Linked DNA regions of Homo sapiens: region 2 is linked to region 1. A link is an interaction called in ENCODE POLR2A ChIA-PET data of the cell type or tissue named here. Cell type or tissue: Caco-2. All regions are shown on one strand. Each heading gives the region's core, and the rest is flanking DNA. Links, peaks and the distances in the headings are about the cores only.

Region 1 (4,031 bases), core at 774-3,273:
CTAATCTCTTTCATGGAATGTTCTGGAAGCATTTCTCAGAGGCTACTGTGTAGTATTATAGAGGCAGCCCTCCCTGTGTGTCCACAGCGGGAGCTATGTCTTGTTCATCTGGTGCAAAGTGGTAATAGTCATCAAGAGCTTCAGGGCACTGGTAAATGCTTATGTGGAAGTCCTGCGGGTGGCTGGGTTAGTGGCCCTCCCGGATATGACACCTGGGCCAGCTAGTCTTACACTGACCCCTCCCCCACCTCCTTAGGGCGGTCCAGGACCTACAGGATGAGTCCTAACTTTTTTTTTAAAAAAATAATTAATTAATTAATTATTACTATTATATTTTGAGACGGAGTTTTGCTCTTGTTGCCCAGGCTGGAGTGCAATGGTGCGATCTTGGCTCACCGCAACCTCTACCTACTGGGTTCAAGCGACTCTCCTGCCTCAGCCTCCCGAGTAGCTGGGATTACAGGCATGCGCCACTACGCCGGCTAATTTTGTATTTTTAGTAGAGACGGGGTTTCTCCACGTTGGTCAGGCTGGTTCAAACTCCCGACCTCAGGTGATCTGCCCGCCTCGGCCTCCCAAAATGCTGGGATTACAGGTGTGAGCCACTGCGCCTGGCCATTAATTTTTTTTTTTTTTTGAGACAGGGTCTGGCTCTGTCATGGAGGCTGGAACCTGGCTCACTGCAACCTCTGCCTCCCGGGTTCAAGCAGTTCTCATGCCTCAGTCTCCCGAGTAGCTGGGACTACAGGCGCGCATCACCACACCTGGCTGATTTTTTTCTGTTTTTGGCAGAGACAGGATTTCACCATGCTGGCCAAGCTGAGGATGTGTCCTAACTCTGTAAAGCTCCATCTCCTGCTTAATGGGACCCTGAGGTGTTTGGTTCCAATCTGAGGAGGGCTGAGGTCACCGAGGACTCTAAGCACACCAGGTGGTGTGATCATGTTTCCCGCATAGTAATTAGGGGAGTGATGAGGACATCTGAGCCCTGTATGGGGGCTGGTCCCAGGCCTGGGAGGGGTCCTTGGAGAGTGTTTTTCTAGAGTTGGTGGGTGTTTTTCTAGAGTTGGTGGGTGTTTTTCTAGAGTTGGTGGGTGAAGGGCGTGGGGGTTGAAGATTCAGAACAATAGTATTTCAAAGGTGCTTTTTTTTGTTTGTTTGTTTTGAGAGAGTCTCTCTGTTGCCTATGCTGGAGTATAGTGGGACAATCTCAGCTCACTGCAACCTCTACCTCCCGGGTTCAAGCGATTCTCTTTTGCAGACTCCCAAGTAGCTGGGATTACATGTATGCGCCACCATGCCCGGCTAATTTTTGTATTTTTAGTAGAGACTGAGTTTCACCGTGTTGGGCAGGCTGATCTCAAACTCCTGACCTCAGGTGATCCTCCTGCCTCGACCTCCCAAAGTGCTGGGATTACAGGCATGAGCCACTGTGCCTGGCCTCAAAGGTGCTTTCAAATTGATCCCTGCCATACACCCCACCCTCCACCAGGTAATCTCAGCCTGGCCCAAGATCCCCACATCTAGGGGCAGAAGCAGCCTTGAGATATTTACTCAGAGTCCTGGGCCCCAGCCCTGATCAGGTGGCTGATGAAGGCAAGCAGAAAAACCAGTTGGTTTGATGTTTCCACTTGAACATTCCAGAGAAAGTGGTGGGGGCAGGGGAGGGGTCGTTGCTACCTGGGAATGGATCTGGGGGTGGTGTCATCCTGGGGGCTGCCCAGCCCTCTCAGCTTGTTAGGAACAGGCCAGGAAGCGTGCTGTTGGTTGGCGAAGGCCTCCTTCTAGGGGAGGCCAGAGGGGAGGACTTCCGGAGCCCCTGACATGTGGAGGTGAAGGTGGGAGGTGAAATGGACTATCGCTCTTTGGAGGTCGAGTGTACACTGCCCCATCCGTGTTCCCAGGCTTCCTGTGAAGTGGGAGGGTGCCGTCCTTATTCTGCTGATGAGGAAAGAGAGGCTTGGACGGCGAAGTAACCCAGCTCCAGGTCACTCAGCCAGTGCACAGCCCGGATTGTTTCCTTCACTGACTCCTAACGCAGTGCTCCGTGTATTTCATCACCACCCTTCAGGCCGTGGGGACCAAGGGCCGAAGGGGTGCGGCCTGAGGCGGCCGGGACACTGCGCCTAGGTGGCGCGGTGGCATTGAATGGGTTAAGGAGGGGAGGTGGCGGGTGTCCCTTAACTGCACCTGGCCCAGTATCGGTCACGTGGCCAGGGTTTCACCTGCCCCGCTGAGCAGGGACAATCAGGCTGCTTGTTTTGTGGCCGGTCGCCATGGTGACAGCAGCTTGCCAGGGGCGGTCATGGGGCAAATTCCTGCTGGCCAGCCGGGTGGGGCAGGAGTGTCAGCTGTGCTGGCACCAGTCGGGGCTTCCCGAAAGACCCCTGGAGCTTTCCCGTGGGGCTGTCCCTGGGGGGCCCCTATGTGACTCCGCTCGAAACCTCCTCCCATCTCAACCCCCACATCAGCCCAGCTTCTCTCCTCCCAGATTTTGAACCTGAGTTGATGTATTAAGCAGCCGGGATTTTCATATACGTTATTGTGTTTAATCCTCACACAGCAACCTTTCCCATGTGGGAATGGTAATCCCTGCAGGTCTGCTGCCGGCTGCGCCTCCCCTACTACTCACCCAACACTTTGAGAACACTGGCTCCTTCCTGCCTTGCTTCAACAAGCCCAGATCCATTAGAGCCTCTCACTGCACGCCAAGCACCTTCCTAGACGCAGCCGTGAACAAAACAACAAATTAATCTCACAACAAAGGATTATGTCCGAGTATTTATTTTCTTCGGAACAGGTTAGGTTGGCCCCAGTCATCCAGAGAAGGTGGGGACGGTACAGGATCAGGCCAGGGCTCTGGTATCCAGAACATCTCCACAAGCTCTCTCTGCCACCTCCCTGCCTCACCCGCACCTGCTGCCCACCAAGCCTTCCCACGGATTGTCCACAGATTCCCACCAGCCCCACAGATTCTCCTGCTTCCAGTCATTGCTCCCTCTGCTCCCTAACCTCCAACAGGCCCTGCTGACAGTAACAGTTGTCAATTTTTTTTTTTGAGATGGAGTCTCGCTCTGTCACCCAGGCTGGAGTGCAGTGGCACGATCTTGGCTCACTGCAACCTCCACCTCCCAGGTTCAAGCGATTCTCCTGCCTTAGTCTTCAGAGTAGCTGGGATTACCGGCACGCACCACCACGCCCAGCTATTTTTGTATTTTTAGTAGAGACAGGGTTTCACCGTATTGGCCAGGCTGGTCTCGAACTCCTGACCTCAGGTGATCCACCCGCCTCGGACTCCCAAAGTGCTGGGATTACAGGCATGAGCCACTGTGCCCCACTGGTTGTCAACTATTTTTTTCTGCCTCCTGATTCTGTGGAAGACCCAGTGTCTCCCAGGAACAGTCTCATCACATGTACAGATTCTTTCTTTTTTCTTTTTTATTGAGACAGGGTCTGGCTGTTGTTGCCCAGGCTGGTCTCAAACTCCTGGGCTCAAATGATCCTCCTGCCTCGGCCTCTCTAAGTGCTGGGATTACAGATGTGATTCTTAAAGTGGCAGGGTGAGGACACCTTCCTTTTTGGAATGAATGGAGGATGGTGAGAGAGTCTGTGTATTTTGACACCCAGCAACCTCTACCCCACTTGCCTGCAGGATACAGCTCAGTCTCCTCTGTCTGCATTTTGGTGTCTTTATTTTATTTATTTATTTATTTATATATTTATTTATTTATTTTTATTATTATTTTATGAGGCAGAGTCTCGCTCTGTCCCCCAGGCTGGAGTGCAGTGGCGCGATCTCAGCTCACTGCAAGCTCCGCCTCCTGGGTTCACACCATTCTCCTGCCTCAACCTCCCGAGTAGCTGGGACTACAGGTGCTCACCACCATGCCTGGCTAATTTTTTTGTATTTTTAGTAGAGACGGGGTTTCACCATGTTAGCCAGGATGGTTTCGATCTCCTGACCTTGTGATCCGCCCGCCTCGGCCTCCCAAAGTGCTGGGATTACAGGCATAAGCCACTGCGCCTGGCTT
Region 2 (2,500 bases), core at 1-2,500, 210 kb after region 1:
AGGTATGTGCCACCACACCAGGCTAATTTCAAAAAAAATTTTTGTAGACACAGCATCTTGTTATGTTGCCTAGGCTAATCTTGAACTCCTAACCTCAAGCAATCCTCACACCTTGGCGTCCCAACATGTTGGGATTACAGGTGTAGGCCTCTGTGCCTAGCCTCTTATTTTCTAATATAATCATTTAATTACATAAATTCCCCTTTAATTTGGCTGCATCCTGTATATTTTGACATGTTCTATTTTCATTTTCATTCAAATTAAAGTATTTTCTACTTCTCTTGAGACTTCCCCTTTCACCCAGGATTATGTAGAAGTGTGTAGTTATTTTCTAGGCATTTGAATATTTTTTAGTGTTCTATTACTGACTTCTAGTTAAATTCTATTATCATCAGAAAGCATACTTTATGTAATTTTAAATTATAAACACTTTTTTGGGTTTATTTTATGACCAAGGACATGGTCTATCTCAGTGAATGTTCCATGTGCTTTTTTTTTTTTTTTTTTTTTTTTTAGAGATGGGTCTCGGCTATGTTACCCCAGCTGGAGTGCAGTGGCTGTTCCCAGCACAATCATAGTGCACTACAGCCTCCAACTCCTGGGTTCAAATGATCCTCGTGCCTCAGCCTCCTGAATAGCTGGGATTGCAGGCACGTGCCATCATGCCTGGCTATGTGCCTTCAAAAAGACTACAGTTGTGGATGGGAGTGTTTCATCAGTGTTAGTTGGTTTATGATTGTGTTTAGTTCTATATCCTAGCTGATTTTCTATCTGTTCTGTCCATACCTGAAGAGGAGCATTGGTGTTTCCAACTATAATTGTGAATTTGTCTTTTTCTCCTCAAGTTCTGTCAGTTTTGCTTTATATATTTGAGGTTCTGTTTTTAGATGTGTATACATTTTAAATGGTGTTGCCTTGGGTCTTTACCATTATGTAATGTCCCTCTTAATCTATAGTAAATTTCCTTGCTTTGAGGTATACTTTGTCTTATGTAAATATAACCACTTCGGTTTTCCTTTGACCAGCATTTACATAACATATCTTTTTCCATTTTTAAACTTATAGCCTACCTATATTAAAATGTATAGTCAGACCAGGCGCAGTGGCTCATGCCTATAATCCCAGCACTTTGGGAAGCCGAGGCAAGCGGATCACTTGAGGCCAGGAGTTAGAGACCAGCCTGGGCAACATGACAAAACCTTGTCTCTACCAAAAATGCAAAAAAATTAGCCAGGTGTGGCAGCGCGTACCTGTAGTCCCAGCTACTCAGGAGGCTGAAGAACGAAGATTGCTTGAACCCGGGAGGCAGAGGTTGCAATGAGCCAAGATGGTGCCACTGCACTCCAGCCTGGGTGAAAGAGCAAGACTCTGTCTCAAAAAAATAAAATAAAATAAAACAAATAAAACAACAGCAACAACAAAATGTATAGTCATGTCTTTTAAAAAAAAACTCTTCTGTCAATCTTTGTCTTTTAGTTGGTGTGATTAGAACATTTACATTCATTGTTATTGTTGATGTACTTGGATTTAGGTCTATCATTTTATTCATTATTTTCTGTTTGCTCTCTATGTTTGTTTGTTTGTTTGAGACAGGAGACAAGGTCTTGCTCTGTCGCCCAGGCTGAAGTGCAGTGGTGCGATCTCAGTTCACCGCAATCTCTGCCTCCTGGGCTCAAGCGATCCTCGTGCCTCAGCCTCCTGAGTGGCTGGGACCACAGGCACCCACCACCATGCCCCACTACGTTTAGTATTTTTAGTAGAGACAGGGTTTCACTGTGTTGACCAGGCTGGTCTCAAACTTCTGGCCTCAGGTGATCTGCCCGCCTCGGCCTCCCAAAGTGCTGGGATTACAGGCGTGAGCCACTGAGACCGGCTGCTCTGTTTTTTTATTCCTCACTGTTTCCTTTCCTGCCTTCTTTTGGGTTATTTGAATATTGCTTTAGTATTCAATTTTAATTTATCACTTGATTATTTTACTATATCTTTTTGTATAGTATTCTTTTAGTGGTGGCTCTAAAAATTACAATATGTACACCAAACTTTTTACTTTCTGCTTAGAATTAATATTTTACTACTTGTAAAATGTAGGAACCTGGCTATCGTGTAGGTTCCTTTCCCCTATCCTTACTATGTTGTAGTTATCAGATTATTCCATCTACAAACATTGAAAACTCCAGTAGAATCTAAAACTGTTCTAAAAAATAAAGCTTATTTTTAAAATACTTATTAGACAATATTATACTTTTTGCTTTCAATAATCATACATATTTTAGGCTGGGCGCAGTGGCTCACGCCTGTAATCCAAGCACTTTGGGAGGCTGAGGCAGTGGATCACCTGAGGTCAGGAGTTCAAGACCAGCCTGGACAAAATGGTGAAACCCCATCTCTACTAAAAATACAAAAATTAGCTGGGCATGGTGGCGTGTGCCTGCAATCTCAGCTATTTGGGAGGCTGAGTCAAGAGAATGGCTTGAACCCAGGAGGCAGAGGCTGCAGTGAG

The links. ChIA-PET counts read pairs that join two places held together with the same protein. Peaks named below come from ENCODE experiments on the same cell type or tissue, not always from the same donor. Only the 100,000 strongest peaks of a DNase experiment are listed, where the experiment ranks them.
Region 2: POLR2A ChIA-PET joins it to region 1 with 5 read pairs; 3 of 35 experiments call an interaction of 5 or more read pairs at or near these places.

What each region holds. Positions count from the first base shown.
Region 1 is chr7:73,740,851-73,744,881 of GRCh38, forward strand. No RefSeq gene overlaps it. Among named protein-coding and RNA genes, the nearest start is that of ABHD11, 4.1 kb to the left of the region's middle. RefSeq lists enhancers at 1,289-1,823, 1,668-2,867, 1,824-2,357 and a silencer at 2,152-2,271. In Caco-2, for the core only: no CTCF peak of the experiment used is centred there; DNase peaks (open chromatin) are centred at 921, 1,651 and 2,241; H3K4me3 peaks cover 959 bases.
Region 2 is chr7:73,949,558-73,952,057 of GRCh38, forward strand. No RefSeq gene overlaps it. Among named protein-coding and RNA genes, the nearest start is that of ELN, 77 kb to the right of the region's middle. In Caco-2, for the core only: no CTCF peak of the experiment used is centred there; no DNase peak of the experiment used is centred there.